Linked DNA regions of Homo sapiens: region 1 is linked to region 2. The links are chromatin loops, found by intact Hi-C in ENCODE. Cell type or tissue: body of pancreas. All regions are shown on one strand. Each heading gives the region's core, and the rest is flanking DNA. Links, peaks and the distances in the headings are about the cores only.

What was found. Hi-C counts contacts between places; a loop is a spot of excess contacts. Peaks named below come from ENCODE experiments on the same cell type or tissue, not always from the same donor. Only the 100,000 strongest peaks of a DNase experiment are listed, where the experiment ranks them.
Region 1: it touches region 2 in a loop (4-fold over the local background); 78 of 110 quality-filtered maps call a loop at or near these places.

Annotation. Positions count from the first base shown.
Region 1 is chr5:58,493,363-58,501,705 of GRCh38, forward strand. It overlaps GAPT (GRB2 binding adaptor protein, transmembrane), which reads left to right. Exons shown (of 3, transcript NM_001304431.2): 2 at 349-476; 3 at 885-3,728. The coding sequence starts at 1,175. The coding sequence ends at 1,648. Among named protein-coding and RNA genes, the nearest start is that of GAPT, 6.1 kb to the left of the region's middle. In body of pancreas, for the core only: CTCF peaks have their summits at 3,275 (motif pointing right) and 5,180; DNase peaks (open chromatin) are centred at 5,159 and 6,859.
Region 2 is chr5:58,845,571-58,853,913 of GRCh38, forward strand. RAB3C (RAB3C, member RAS oncogene family) reads left to right here. Exons shown (of 5, transcript NM_138453.4): 5 at 5,594-8,343. The coding sequence ends at 5,781. Among named protein-coding and RNA genes, the nearest start is that of PDE4D-AS1, 190 kb to the right of the region's middle. In body of pancreas, for the core only: a CTCF peak has its summit at 4,914 (motif pointing left); a DNase peak (open chromatin) is centred at 4,541; H3K27ac peaks cover 420 bases.

The DNA.
Region 1 (8,343 bases), core at 306-8,305, 350 kb before region 2:
TAAAGCATCAACAGAAAACAATGTAAAATCATCTTGCATGGAAGTTATTTTCTGAAAGCTATGAGAAAACCTGTGATACTAAGGATTTTGAAAATACATTGGTTTACTTTAAAGATCTCATTTCATGTTTTAAGTATAAACTACACCCTTGAGTTTTAAACTATCATCTTAAGCAATTAGATGCTGACATTTGCAGTCATTTTTAAATGCATTATTTCATTCAATAAATATTGATTGGATGCATTTTCTGTGCTAGGTGTTGTGCCATTCTCTGGGAACATACAGATGAAATGACCTGAACCCTGCCCACCATTTAACCAAGTAAGAATACAATTCTCTCTCATTTAGGTTATCACGCTATAATAGAGAATGGACTCATTAATATGGGATTACAGAGGAAGGAATGGTTAAGAAAAAGACATGGCCTCTGACTGCTCCAAAAAAGGATAAGCAGGGCTTCACAGAAGAGGTGACAGGTAATAAAGATGATTGCACGTGTCTGTATATGTCCCTTTTTTTCTATTGTGCTCAGAACATTATCTTTCACTCAAAAATTGTTATCCTAATTGTCAAAAACTATGTGGAGATCTAAGTGATAAAACCACTCAGGGTTGGGCAGGGACAGGATTTTTCTAACTCTTTTTCCTTTCATCACAACGGGTAGTATATTTTATATTAAAAGCAGAAGCTCACTATATGCTGGTGTTTAATGCATTGGTGAAAATCAGTAATTTTTCTATGTTAGATAATAAGTATGCAATTAACATATTTTTAATTTATAGCAGGTTTCTGGATGGCAGATCATTCAACCTTCTTTTTCTTGAGTTTTCTACTCTGCTGTCATCTTCCACTCATTTCTGCTTCATTTTGTGATTCGTTAACAGAAAAGGAAGTGGAATGGAATAAAATCCCCCAATACAGTACAATTATACATTAATGGCTGTAATGTGAAGAGCATCACACACGAAGAGAGCCATCTTCCAGAAATAAGTTTATACACTCTCTCCTCTAATTGCATCAGGACTTTACCAGATAATGTTCTTCCAGATCTGAAAAGGAAAATGCCTAAAAGAGCTTCCAAACTCATTTTTGAATAATACTAGGCTACAAAGAATTACACTGTGAATTCATTAAGGGTAACACCAAATCACTAAACAGCACTGTTTGTACAGAAATGTCGAAAAGCTGTGGAAATAATTTAGCGGCCATTTCTGTAGGAATTTCGCTTCTTTTACTCTTAGTGGTTTGTGGAATTGGGTGTGTTTGGCACTGGAAACACCGTGTTGCCACACGATTTACCTTACCGAGGTTTTTACAAAGGAGAAGCAGCAGGAGAAAAGTCTGTACTAAAACATTCTTGGGCCCCCGCATCATTGGCTTAAGGCATGAAATCTCAGTTGAAACCCAAGACCACAAATCTGCTGTCAGGGGAAATAACACACACGACAACTATGAAAATGTGGAAGCAGGTCCTCCCAAAGCTAAAGGAAAAACCGATAAGGAACTATATGAAAACACAGGGCAGTCTAATTTCGAGGAGCATATCTATGGAAATGAGACATCTTCTGACTATTATAACTTCCAGAAGCCTCGTCCTTCTGAAGTTCCTCAAGATGAAGATATATACATTCTTCCAGATTCATATTAGCTTTTCAAAATATTGACTTTTGTTATTGGATGATAAATATTCACTGTAATTTTTCAACAGCAAAGACAAGGAATCAAACTAAATGTTGATCAACTGTAGACTGGATAAAGAAAATGTGGTACACATACACCATAGAATATTATGCAGCCGTAAAAAAAGAACAAAACTAACATGGGAACAGAAAATCAAATACCACATATTCTCACTTAAAAGTGGGAGCTAAATAATAAGAACACATGGAGAGAAGGAGAGGAACAACAGACACTGGGGCCTACTTGAGGGAGGACAGTGGAAGGAGGGAGAGGTTCAGGGAAAAAAAAAATATCAGGTACTATGCTTAGTACACACATGATGAAATAATCTGTACACCAAACCCCCAAGTCACAAGTGTTCCTACATAACAAACCTGAACATGTACCCCTGAACATAAAATTATAATTAAAATATTAAAAATAATTCACTGTGATTTTTATTGTACTGATGCCATTCTTAATCAAGTTCTGATAAGTGGATGGTCTCTGCCTATCTCCACCTTTCTGAATCCTATGTGTATCGCTGTGGATTAATTCTAGATATCTTCTCCACCCTCCTTGCACCAGACTAAATCTGTATTATGTGATATTGATTCTTCCTTCTAAATATTACCCGTTATCTCTTTCCTTTATTTCTACCATTATCTTTATCTGGCTCAGAATTATTGTCATAGGCTCCTAACTGTTCCTCCTGCTTCTAGTTTCTACCCACTCAATCAATTACCGATGGTGTTGCCAGATTTATCTTCAGAAAATATTCCTAACAGCCACATTATTTCTTTCACTTAAAATGTTTTAATGCCCCCTCTTTGCAAAAGACATAATACCCATAATTTGAACTCCAAAATTTATGGTTTTCCACAATTGGTTCCAATTCACTTTTCCAGTGACTTCTCTTACTATCTCTCATTTCTTTGCCTTCAGCAGAATCATCTTAAAACCTGCCAAACTTATCCTTCCTTCACAGCTTTGCTTTTCTGCCTCTTCTCTCAAGCCTGCTTCAGATCATAAGTTCTTCCACACATCTCCTGAATCACTCCAAACCCGCATTTACCTTTTTATTTTCTGATATAAGCTTTGATGCCTCTTCAATTCTTAGGACATTTAAACATATGAATGTTGCCACAGCATTTTATTACCTAGCTTCATATGAAAATGTCTTAAATTCCCACCTAAATGAAAAGAAACTGCCCAAATGCCTAGAACATCACATAAGGCACTAAATGCCTCATGTTTTACTGACGGGAATTGAATTGTACATTTTGCTGAGTAGTTTTGAGAAAAAAATCTAATAAATTCATCTGTTATTCATCCATACAAGGAATATTTGTTGTGTCTTCTATCTACTTGCTATTGTGCTGTGCACCTGAGGGACATGGGTTGGTGGAGGGGTTACAAAATTAAAAAGAGAGACATGGATCCTGAACACATACAGTCTAGTAGGAAAGAAAACATAGTAAACAAATGAATACGATGCTGCTCATGAAGCTATGATAGCTCATCTCTAAATCCACTCTTTTATTTGCTCCTCTGAATTGCTTGACCTGGGCCTCTGCAAACATTTCTTTTGCCAGGTGGATCCATTCTATTCTCTACCAATAGGGGGCACTAAGGAAGACCGAAAGGCAGTAGGAGGCAACAGGGAATTGCTCCTGCCTATTCTTTCTGTTGCCCCCGCAGGAATTTATTGCCATGTGGTTTACTCCAGCATCACTGGTTGTTTGCAGCTTTCTAGTTTCTTCCATCATTCCCAGGACCAGCTTCTCTGCAACCTGTCAGAAGCACCAGCACCAGCCAGGTGGCACCCTCCCTTAGACTCTGACAGCCAGACTCTCCTTCAACCTCCTGAAGTGGTGCAGGAGACAAGTGGTACCCTCAGAGTTCTGCGTCCCAGCCTGGCAGGGCTCCTCCTCTGAGGTCTGGTAACTCTCAGCCAAGATTGTTACAGTTACTATCTCTGTGGTACCTGTGTCCCCTTTTTTGTTTTTCCATCCTGCCAATGCCTGTTTAGCCAATTATCTATATTAAATTCTCTCTGTTAAAACAAATTGATATGGTTTCTGTTTTCTAAGTGTACCCGGGATGATACATATCAAAATGGTAGTAGGTGCTTTATAAAAAATTCTTTCTGTTTTTGAAACCAATGGGGTTGGGTAGGAGAGACTGTTTTAATTTTAATAGGGTGGTCAAAGGAGGCCTCACTGGAGACCATTTAAGCTGAGACTTGAAGGCAGAAGGAAGCTATAATAAATGTGATGGGCAGAGAGTAAGAATGGGACCCACCCGTGAAAAGAATCTGGGGCCTAAGAGAATTTATGGTGCTCTAGGAAGCCATTGTGGCTGGAGTTTCCTGAGGAAGGGTTGGAGTGACACCTGCTGCGTTGGTGAAGGAGGGAATGGGAGACCATGAGCTTCTCATAAGTCTTAGTACGTGGCTTTGACTCTATTATAGGTGCAACGGGAATCAGTAAAGGGTTTTAAGCAGAGACGTGATGATGACACTAGCATTTTTAAAAGATTTACTGGGTTGAGAAGTGACTGGAAAGAGGCCAAAATGGAAGTGGGTAGGATAGCTAAGAAGCTTCTACATTTAAGTTAGACTAGAGTGGCTGCAGTGCAGATAAAGACATTGACAATGCTGCCTGTCCTTCAAGGAGACGGCACAGGACTTACTGATGGACTCAGTGTGTGTGCTTGATAGGGGAGGGGCAAGACTGGAGTGTGGGAAAGAGAAGAGTCTACAGGGATAATTGCAAAGTACTTTACAGAGATGAGGAAGACTTAAAGAAGAAACAGGCTTGGAGGCCACATCAGTTAGGAATGAGTTGGGCTGCTAATGACAGAAAACCACACTCCAGGGGCTTGGACACTGATAGTTCCATTTATTTCACCTAACAAGGAGGCTACAGTTAGGCATTTGATGGCTAACATCAGCTCAATGATACCATATAGAAAGACCCAGGCTCTTTCTCTATTTCCTCTCTGCCACCCTTAGTGTTTCAACTTTTATCTTCATCTCTATTGCCTCATGGCCACCATACAGCTGCTGAATCTTTAAGCCTTCTATTCATGCTTCAGCCATGAAGAAGAAATGAGGGGAAAGAGCAGAACCAGGAGATATCTACTTATCTCATTGCTCAGAATTGTGTCACACAGACACCATCTGGTGTAGGAGTGCATGGACAATTGAATTTTTACCTTTGGTAACCTCATAGAGTGGGCAGAAAAAGAAAAGTGGAGTTGAAAATAGAATGTGACTCAGTCAACCTCTAATTCTTGCGACAAGGGCAAAACTCAGTTTTGAACATATTTATTTTGACATTTCCTGAAATATGTCCTGAGACCCAAGTAGAAATATCCAGTTTGCCGTTGTATGTGCACATTTGGATTTTAGAGGAGAGGTCCTGGCTGGAGATGTAAATTTGACAGTCATGAGCATTTAGGTGGTATTTACAGGAATAAGAATGGATGCCATCTCCTGGGAAGACACCAGGGGGAGCACAGAGTCGGGAATCAAGAAAGGAGGAAAGGGAGGAATCTAGAAGTTTTCCAGAAATTGTAGTATTTTGAGGATAAATTAATGAGGAGACTCTGGTATAGGTGGCTGAGAAAGAGTGGCCAGTTAGGAGATCTCTATATGGCATCATTGAGCTGATATTAGCCATCAAAAGCCTAACTGCAGGTTCCTTGTTAGGTGAAATGAATGGACTATCAGTGTCTAAGCCCATGGAGTGTAGTTTTCTATCATTGACAGCTCAACTCATTCTTAATACAGCCTCCAAACCTGTTCCTTCTGTAAGTCTTCCTCATCTCTGTAAAGCACTTTGCAATTATCCCTGTATACTCTTCTCTTTCCCACACTCCCAGTCTTACCCCTTCCCTACCAAACACACACACTGAGTTCATCAGTAAGTCCTGTGCCATTTTCTTGAAGAATGGGCAGCATTGTCAATGTGTTTATCTGCGCTACAGCCACTCCAGTCTAATGTAAATGTAAAAGCTTAAATGTAAAAGAAGTAAAGTCCTATGATCTCTAAGAATGGTGGTTTGTGTTGTAAAATATGTGATGTATTGACATTTGTCCATTATAATTGATTATCCAAAGTGTCAAAAGATGAAATTTCAATAGATTAAGTTTAAAGATTGAGCTAGTTTTATCAGCAATTCATAAATCTGGCAGCATCCCATTTGAAGGTTTAAACAGGTACTCCATTGGGCTTGGCAGAAGAGTCCATTTTCATAAGGCAACTTAAGCAAGGACGATAAAACAGTATAATATAAAAAAGAGGATTGGTTAACATCAGGTTACTTTAGGTTACTTTTCTTGCAATTACTGAAGCACAGGGGACTTCCTTATCATTCAGGCTAAAACTGGTCTGTTTGGGGATTTGGCTATTATCTCTCTTCTGATGTCTCAGAAAGTCAGATAAACAAGTTTCAGTTTGGTGGGATGGAGCTTTGGCCTGAGTGACTCCATTTACATTTGGTCTGTTGGAATCTAGTGCAAAAGCTCACTAATCTAATCAATGGACTCGCATAAATTTCATTTAACAAGAGATGTAGTGAATATTTGACGTTTGTTTACTCTCTTTGACCAGAAAAGATAGTAAAAGAAGTATTTAGTCAATGGTTCTTTACCTAATTCTTACCTTGACTTCCTTTTAAAATTAATTGTAAGTTCTTTATCAATTGCTGAGGGGAATAAAGAAATACATCATTCAAGTTTCTCTTTTTACTATACATACCCTCCATTCTTCACCCCCTCTCCTATCCTGTCTTCTCTCCCTCCCTCTCTCATTTCTCCTCCTTCATCAATATGCTTCCTCCACCTCTTTCTTCTCTTTTTTCTAACTCTATCTTTCTCTTGCCTTCAAATTCCTATCTCTTATCTGCATTCTTTATTACAGCATTTCTTTGCCTTCTCAAAATCTCAAAAGTAAAGCTTGTGCACAGGAAATAAAGATGATAAAGTCTGTCTGCATCAGTTGAAAGCAGCAGTTTCTCGTTTGGGTTACACTATTTAAAAAAGGAACCACATGTAAACAATTTAAAAGGAAGGATGTTGGGGGTGGGGGAAAAGAGACAGTAGCATCGAATATACTGAGTATGACTTTGTTACAGACACACTTAGGTGTGTTCACATTCCATGACTTACAGCCAGTTCAAGACTGGCCAGCATCCAGCAACAATGAGCACCTGATGTCTTGACCTTGCTTTCAGCCTCCAACATGAAACATTTTACTGCAATTTGCTTTATACTTCACTTCTCACCCTATTATTGATCTCCACAACAATTGGATCCCTGATAAGCCCATTGAAAGCCTTGCTTTACAACCTCTCAGTTACTTCTTTGACCAGGGCCTGTGGGCAGATTGGGATACTGGGCTCCAAGGAGGAGAGCTAAAAGAAATCAAAAAGGGGAGGTGATGCCTGTATCCACATTGTTACAGGCTGGAGGTTTGTGTTCTCTGAAATTCATACGTTGAAGCCTTACTTCCCAACGTGATGGTATTTGGAGGTGGGGCTTTGAGAGGAATTAATAATTAGGTTTAGATGAGGTCATCAGGGTGCAGCCCTCATGATGGAATTAGTGCTCTTATAAGAGAACAGAGTTCTCTCTCTTTCTCTCTCTCTCTCCTTCTCTCTCTCTCTCTCTTCCTCCCTTCCTTCCACCACCCCCTGCCCCCACCTCCCAGCACCATGTGAGGACACAACATGAAAGCAGCCATCTGCAGGCCAGAAAGTGGGTTCTTACCAAGAAACAAATCAGCCAGCACCTTGACCTTGGACTTCTCAGACTCCAGAACTGTAATAAATAAATGTCTATGGTTTTAGGCACCCAATCTATGGTCTTTTGTTATAGCAGCCCAAGCAGACACATGTTAAACTGCTATTCTAAGCCGTAATAACTTTTTCTTTAAATTCAGAGAGTGACAAGTCTAATATTTAATTTTTAGTGCTTACCTTACATGATCACTTTCTGGTATTGTACTCTTGCTCCCTCTTTTTCCCCACTTAACATCCTTTGAAGCTTGCTTTTCTCTTGTACAACCTTCAGTGGAGTGGTTCTTCATGATCTTTCCTTGGTTCCCAGCTCCTTTTCCTATTCCTCTTTCCCTCGGTGATCAAGACATTTGTATTTGAACTCTTCTGCTCCAATATTTTTTTGAAGCATTTAACCATATAGCTCAGCATCTACTACTTATTTTTACCTGATGTCCTTCAGATATCTGAAATCCAACATGGGCCAAACTAATGGATTGGGGTCAAGATTGGAGTGTCACTCAGAAATAGAGATGGAACTGTGATGGAATAGAAGACTCAGAGATAAAGGGAGGATATCCATTGCATAGGTTACTTAATAATAATTTTAAAAATTTAACCATTCAAAATGTTCAAGTGTCATAAACATCAACCTCAAAATATCATGGTATCAGTATACCAAGTATGGTAGTCTCCCTTATTAATGGGGAAAATGTTCCTGCACCTCCAGTGGATGTGTATATACACTATATTTTTTCTATATGTTTGTATCTATGATAAAGTTTAATTTATAAACTAGGCATAGTAAGAAATTAACAACAATAATAAAATGGAACAATTACGCCAATACTCTGTTCAAAACTTCACGGATAGAAATTCATTTTTACCATCAACTTTAGC
Region 2 (8,343 bases), core at 102-8,101:
TTCATTTAGGACAGTGATTCTTACTATATATATATATATATATGTGTGTGTGTGTGTGTGTATATGTATATATACATATATATACATATAGGTATACATATATGTATATATGTGTATATATAGTTTTATAGAGGTATAATTCATATACCATAAAATTCACCCATTTGAAGTGTACAATTCAGTGGTTTTTAGTATGTTCACAGGACTGTGCCACCTTCATCACAGTCAATTTTGGAATATTTTCATAACCCCAGAAAGAAGCCCCCTGCCCATCAGCATTCACTCTGCCTTTTCCCTCACTCTCTACCCCAGCCTAGGAAGCTACTAATCTGCTTCCTGTCTTATAGATTTACCTATTCTGGGCATTTTTTATAAAATGGTCTCATATGAGATATGGTCCTTTATGTCAGGCTTTTTTCACTTGGAATACTATTTTCACTGTTCATCCATGTTGTAGCATGAATCAGTATTTGTCTTTTTGTGACTAGCTTATTACACTTAGCATAATGTCCTCAAGGTTCATTCATGTTATAACGTGTGAAAATTTCCTTTCTTTTAAAATTGAATAATATTCCATTGTTTATGTATAACACATTTTGTTTATCCATTCATAGGTTGATAGGCACTTGGATTAGTTCTACCTTTTGGCTATCGTGAATAATGCTGCTCTGAACATGGGTGTACAGAGGAGGGTAAATCTTAACCTTAAATGTGCGTAAGAAACCTCCCAAGGAGCCTGTTAAAAATGCATATTCTGAAGCCCCATACACCCCTCTTGATTCCCATTGTTCAGTATGTGTAGAGTGGAGTTCAGAAACTTTTAAGCACTTCAGGTGATTTGCTCTGTCACCCAGGCTGGAGTGCAGTGACGTGAACACTGCTCACTGCAGCCTTGACCTCCCAGGCTCAGTGGTCCTCCCACCTCAGCCTCCCGAGTAGCTGGGATTACAGGATTGTGGCACCACACTCAGCTAATCTTTGTATATTTTGTAGAGGTGGCGTCTTACTATGTAGGCCAGGTTGGTCTTGAACTCCTGAGCTCAAGCGATCCTCCCACCGTGGCCTCCCAAAGTGCTGGGATTACAGGTGTGAGCTATGGCACCCAGCCCATAATTTAGGTGATTCTAATGAGGGTGAACCTCCAATCCTATGAAGTCAGGGTGTAGAATCACAGCCGTTTGTCACTAGAGTGTAGTCTGGCTTACACTGCCTCTCTCTGCTTGCTCTTTCAGTGTCCACCATGAAGAGGACACAGGTTGGCTTTTGCTTCTGCTCCTCTTTCCTCAGCATAGCTAACATGTTTTATCAAACAAAACCTTTCCAAGCTTTTATTTGGTCCCTAACATCAGGTGAACCTGAAGGGATTAGTGTCCCGCTGTACCTGTAGTGGTTTTTGGAAAGGGTAGGAGTGACCCTTTCAGGATCAGGCATGAGGAAGCCTACAACAGAGATGTGCTGGACCACAGTGCAAAGCTCATGCATCTCACGAACAGTGCCGCCTGCCTCTGCCAAAGAGATTAGAAAGGCTTTGTTAAGGGAAGGATGAGAAAGAATGATCAGAGTTTCTACAGTTAAGTGAAAGGCTTCACTGATTTGCTGATGAAGAAACCTACATGAGCTGAAAATACTAATTCTGGATGATGTAGTCTGAGAGACAGGTGTTCAAGGCTGTAAGCTAAATCAGTAACTTATTTATCAGGAGGTCTTTGTCAGACTTCACAATCGGCTTGCTGTGTGACTTTGGGCTACTTATTTGATCTTGCTGAACCACACTCTTCTACCCAGTAGATTGGAAGTGATCTTCAAAGTTATAAGACTCTGTTTCTGAAGTATCATTGATCCAGCTTCCCACTGACGTTGGTGTGTACGAATGGGAGATTAAAGATTTCTCAGAACAAGCTCAAAATACTGAGAACTGATCTCAAAATACAGAGATACTGGGAGGTAACAGCCATAAAATCTGAGTTAGTGAAAGAACAAAGGCTGTAGTGGTTGCATTAGTGGTTATAACTTAGGCCATGAGCTTTAAGCACCCATGGGCACACACAGTTGAGGGCATGAGCATCCTCATACACAGGTGATTGAATGAAAAGACTGATTCGCTTGGATAGAAAATCAAGCCCCACTTGATTTTCTAAACATCCCTGTACCCCAAATCTAAACTACTAAATGCTAAAATACTAATGATATTGATTTTGATCCTGAATATCTTATTTTATGACAAACTTATGACAAGAGATCCCAGCATATCTGGTCAATGAGAAGCACTTTAATTTCCAGAACCTTTATTTATTTATTTATTTGAGATGGAGTCTCGCTCTGTCACCCAGGCTGGAGTGCCAGTGGTGCGATCTCAGCTCACTGCAACCTCCACATCTCAGGTTCAAGCGATTCTCCTGGCTCAGCCTCCTGAGTAGCTGGGACTACAGGCACATGCCACAACGCCTGGCTAATTTTTGTATTTTTAGTAGAGGCAGGGTTTCGCCATGTTGGCCAGGCTGGTCTCGAACTCCTGACCTCGGTGATCCACCTGCCTCAGCCTCCAAAAGTGCTGGGATTACAGGCATGAGCCACCACACCCAGCCTCCATAAATTTTTATATCTATAAATCTAGAATTCTGTATAGAAATACAGCTGTCATGATGACCATCTTGATGAATCTTGAGCAGTGTAAGATATCAGAGTACTTTTGGAATCACCAAGAAAGATTGTTTCATTTGGTTTACTGGCAGTGTTAAATCTAGTTAATTATTTTCTGATTATTTAACTTGATGAAAGTTTATGGTATATTGTGATTGTTAATTAACATAGGACTTACAATTTAGCCAAAACAAAATGGTAGCTTACTTTTTCAGTGTATCTGGAGAAGCAGGAGAGTGTACAAGTTAGTAGTTCATGTTCCAGCTTTGCCATTTACTAGCTGAGCAACGAAATACTTGAGCAAATTACGGAGCCATTTTCTGCCTCTATTTCATCAGTAAATTGGAGAAAATAATGGTACCTACTAATGGATAAAATGAGTTAAAATGTATAAAATGCTCTGAATAGTACCTATTATATAGTAATCATTCAACAAATGTTAGTTTATTATTGCTATTGTTGTTATCATAGCATTTTCTAGTTTGCTTGGCACTTATGCCTATCTTTTCTCATTTTAGCCTCATGATAACCCTGTAAGTTAAGTAAGGCAAATGTCATAAATAAGGAAATTAAGGATTTTTTTTAAAGTGACTTGTTCATGGTCCCAAAGCTAGAAGTGTTGCTAAGTGGGGCTAGATCCCACATCTTTTGACTGATAATCTATCTCTCACCATATCATGATGTCTCCTTCTCAGCATGCTGAATAAATAGGTGCCATTATTTCTGGCACATTGTCTCTTTAATAGCCACATATTCTTAGGGTTCCAGTTAAGGTTGAGAAGCTGAGATCATGTTGGCTTCTGAGATCAAAGATAATTTTACTGACCTCAAATTGTATACCAATATGATGATAGGGTGTTGAGATGCCCAGGGTAAAGGAGTCACATTTGATAAAACCTTGTGTGGATTATCATCTTTTCATAATGGCTAAATCTTTTATGATACCGTTCAAGCTCAGTGACTTCCCAAATCATACTAATAAGTACAAGAAGTGTTAGCAAAAGAGATGAAAAAATTGAACTTGTAAATGAGACCTTTGTACCAAATTCTTGGATGTTTTTTCTTCAAAGGCTCATTCAGGGATCTTGAATTCTTCAGTGGGTTCTTGGTATCTTATGACATAAAGCATCCTCCCATTAGGTCTGGGAAAATCACCACAAGCATGCCAATAGTTCTGATATCTTAGCAACAAGGATCTTGCTTAGATCCATGCTTGCCTTTCCCCAAATCTGGATTGAATTACTGGAAGTTGAACGATCTAGCTCTAAAGACTGCACAAACATTATAAAAGAGAGCTCTGTTAACACCAGATGGCCTTATCTGCAGATTTTTAAAATGTAGACTATAAGAGAGCCATATAAGCATTGTCCAGAGAGACAAAAGGAAAGAAAAATACAAGCCACAATGGTTTGAAATATCCAGCTCTATTTTATAGAACCTTGACTCTACTGATGTTCTTCAACCCCAATCCTGCAGTTATTCATGTGGATTTTAACGAGAGTAGCTAGTGAAATTCAAGCTCAGATGTAGTCATTGAACCAAATAGTATAACGACTAAGTTGGAGATTTTAACTCACGACACTTGCCTTTTGTTGTCTAGCTTCAATACTATTTAAGAAAATAAGTATTTCTAGGTTATTTGAGGGATTTTGACATGGATGCAAAATATTAATCTGTTCTTTTTCCTTTGGCCCCAGGAGCTGGGATGAAATCACATGATTTCATCATTTTGAATCCATGCGGCTCCTCTGAGATAGGGCCAGATGTAACCAGAAGGATTTATAGGGTGTAAAATTCAGAATGGATTAGAAAAGCCTTTCTATGTTCAGCCCAACACATCCTAAATCAACGTCCCCTGAATGGACCAGAGCAATCTCTGGCTGGCCTAGTGGGGAGGTTGTCATGGCAACTGACTGGCAAGCTCAGCCAGTGGAATGTGAATGCAAACAATAGAGTGATAAGACTGTGTACAGAGCAGCATACTAAGGCTGCTTCTGCCCAGGTACAGTGGCACATAGGTGAAAGTGTGAAACTGTTGCTGCATTTTGTAACTTCTTAACAATCTCTGGCAGCTCATTTGAAATTTACCAAGTGCCCTTTCCCAGATGTTGGTAAAAACATTCCTGCTGATAGATAACAGAAGCTATGGAAAAATCAGCACCCAGCTGATAGGTGCAGAGGTATACAAAGCCCTGGAGGGCTGTTGGAATAACACTACTCAAAAATTTTCTGAAGGAGGTTGAAGCAGGTTTAAGGTAAATCTTATGACTCTTCAGTGCCATCTTGTGTCCTTTTAGATACTGACAATTTACTAGAAGCCCACTCTCAGACCGATCATTAGGCAGCAGCAGGGCAGACATGGAAAAGTTAGAGCTGGATTATATTGGAGCTTGGTATTCCCTTTTACAGCAGAATATGCACACCAAGCCTTCTGAGCTTTAAATTGATTTAAAAAATTGAAATTAAAAATTTTGGTAGAATCTGGAAATAAAAACAGAATAAGATGCCAAATAATGCCATGAAAAGATTGCAAGAGTCTACATGGTGCGCTAGGGGTTGAGGGAAGGGATGGAAAATCTAGATTTAGTGTTGAAGATTCTTACAGATAGATTTGGTATTGAGGATTCTTACTGTTGTCATTACTAACTCTTGCAATAGAATATTTTTAATCTATTCAGTCATGCTGATAATGCAAATGAATCAACAGAGAAAAATAAAATGTGAACATCACCAATTCCACTTTATAACTCTTTTGTTCATGGTTAATGGAGTAAGAGATGGTAGCATTTGCTTAAATGGTACCTCATGCCCACCTCTAATCTCTTACCTACCCCAAACCTACCACCCACTGATGTCTCACCATCACCTCATCACTATTGAAAGCCATAATCAAGTCCCATTTAATTTCAGAAATGCAAAATAACCAAGATGTGTTTCTGTGTGTTTCTTCCAGGGTTTGAGTTTTTTGAAACAAGTGCCAAGGACAACATTAATGTCAAGCAGACATTTGAGCGCCTTGTGGATATCATCTGCGACAAAATGTCAGAGAGTTTGGAGACTGATCCTGCCATCACTGCTGCAAAGCAGAACACGAGACTCAAGGAAACTCCTCCTCCACCGCAGCCCAACTGTGCCTGCTAGTGTCCCCGTGCACACAGGCAGCTCCAGGGGGCTCTGGTTGCCAACAAACAGCATTTGTAAATGGTCTATTAGCCTTCATTTATACTGCCTAACAATTATTTGAAGGAATAAATTGATGTCAATGGCTCGTACGCATTCAATTCTTGGGAGCTTTCCTGTTTAATATGTGGCAAATATGTGATCTTAAATTTATAAGGACTATCCATCTATAAACATCTGGTACCTGCATGTGACTTGTTATTTATTTGTCTGCTAGGCTCTTTTTGTTTCAAATTTGTTCTCAGACTACTTCTGGGACATCAGACTATAATCTCACTACAACTGGCTTTTGTCCCATTGATTCAAATTATGCTATTCACTTGTAGGAATGATGACCAAGGAATTGCTTGTGTGTGTGTGTGTGTGTGTGTGTGTGCACGCATGCCCGCATGCGTGCAGAGGAAGAAGTCACAAGACTTCATTTGCTTTACTCTTAGTTGAAAATCAAATGGAAGTTTTTCTCATGATTAGGGACGCTGTCACGAGTCTGGTCAGTTTACTGTTGGGAACTGTGTCTTTATTTCACTGTTATTAATAACTGAGATCATTGGCCTATAAAGAAATTGAAATGTTGTTTTTAAGGTCCTTGCAATTTTCCTAAGTCATTAATATTACCTGACTGGGGCTATTTAACAATAATCTTCGTTTACACATTTAAATAAGCAAGTATCTACCCAGGACTGCTTTTTCCACTGATCCTTCCCAATTCTGTGAATATTCAACATCATTGAACAGATTGAGACATATCTACTGAATGCCAGTTATGCAACAAGCATTTTAACCAAGAAGGGTATGAGTAGCTATGGAATTCCAAGGTCCAAGCCCCCTTATTTTTCAATGACTTGCCTTCCCCAACCCCCATAATGCACACCACCACCACCATCACTTTCTGGAACCATCACCAACTCTTGGACTAGAGCTTATGTTGAAGCTTGTTAGGGCTCCTCTTTCCGTAGGATGTAGACTTGCCTCCCCAAACACGGCCATCTTCTCAAACCTCAGCTAAGTTCTTTTACCTGTTTAGATGCTATTTAAATCAGATTTCAAAGGGTCCCCAGTTGAGAAAAAGGAAAATTTTAATCTTTAATCATCTTTTTAAGTCCAGATGTTCATAAATTCTAAAGCATATTCCTATTACGTGAATGCTTAAGTTACACAGGAAACATTCTATAACTGTAGTATTTCAATTTCAGAAATATTTAGGATCCATAGCAATTTAAAAGAGGGAGGAAACCACTGGAGCATTCTAATTTTGTATCACAAACTTCCTAAAGGACCTATATGAATAAAGAGAAAACAACAAATCCTACCAGCTGTACAGAGAGCAACAGGGAAATTTGGCCTCTGTATCACTGTCCAGCATTATTTAAAGCTAGGATTTAGGAAGGAAGCAGGAATTATTTGGCAGATTTGGAAGGATAGTTTCGTTAAGTGAACTTTCTACTTTTTTGGTGGTTATGTCAAAGAATTTTTTTCCTCTTCTCAAAAATAGAGAGGCTTCCCATGAAAGTATTGGATGCAAATGAAACAGGCATACATCTAAAGATATCTTTGGAGAATAAATCCTTACAAGTCACAGAACTAGGTCACACACATTAGTAAGTCAAAAGTTGGAAATTAGGGGAGAGAGCATTTGGAATGCTTTAAGCATTTCCATGTTATTTCTCACCTTCCTAGTTGAAGATCCACTAATCAGTAGTACATTTCTACTTTGGTGCCCTACAAAGCAAACCTTAGCATAGTAAAGACAAGAAAACATTAATGTTTTATTAGTTTTTAATGGGGCAACCAACTTCAAAATCACAGGAATTACAGTGACGGGAGAGAAAGAAGCAGGAGGCATAAAAACAGATTTGTTTGTAGCAGTAGTCTGTTTGTACAATGTTATAATATTTCTGTAACTTGGGCCAGAATGTGGCCATGTTAAATGATATAGCTATTAAGCTCACTTTTACAATCTAAAAGGAACTAATAAAGCCAGGAAACCCTTCTCATCCTCCTTCACAGCCCTCATCCCACACATAGATGTAAAAAGCTTAGAAAGAATATTCTGATGGCTTTTTCAGAAGGAAGGACCTTGATGTGTGTATTGTGGTAAAATGAAAAGCAAAATGAGACAGTATTTAAAAGTGAAAGAGCAGAGTTTTGCTCTGCTGAAAACCCCTTCCCTGAAGAACTGATTGCTGTTGAAGTTAATTGGCCCTTAGATGGGAAGCCCTAAGCCAAGCTCCCACTTACACAGTGTCAAACATCCCGAAGTGGAAACATTTTATGCCAGTCAGGGGAGAGACAGGCAACAATAGCCCAAATGTCATTGCCAAGAAACATCTGATACTTTCTAATTTCTAAACCCCAATGGAAGTGAGGCCTTTTTCATTGATTCTCAGTTCTGAAACTCCCACCCTGTTAGGATTTCCATTCCAAATAATTCAATGAGAGGTTTCCAGAGAAACAGTCACAGAGCTCAAGAGAAAGAACACTTAAATGCTCCTGCTGTAATTGCATCAAAAAATCCGGGTTTTA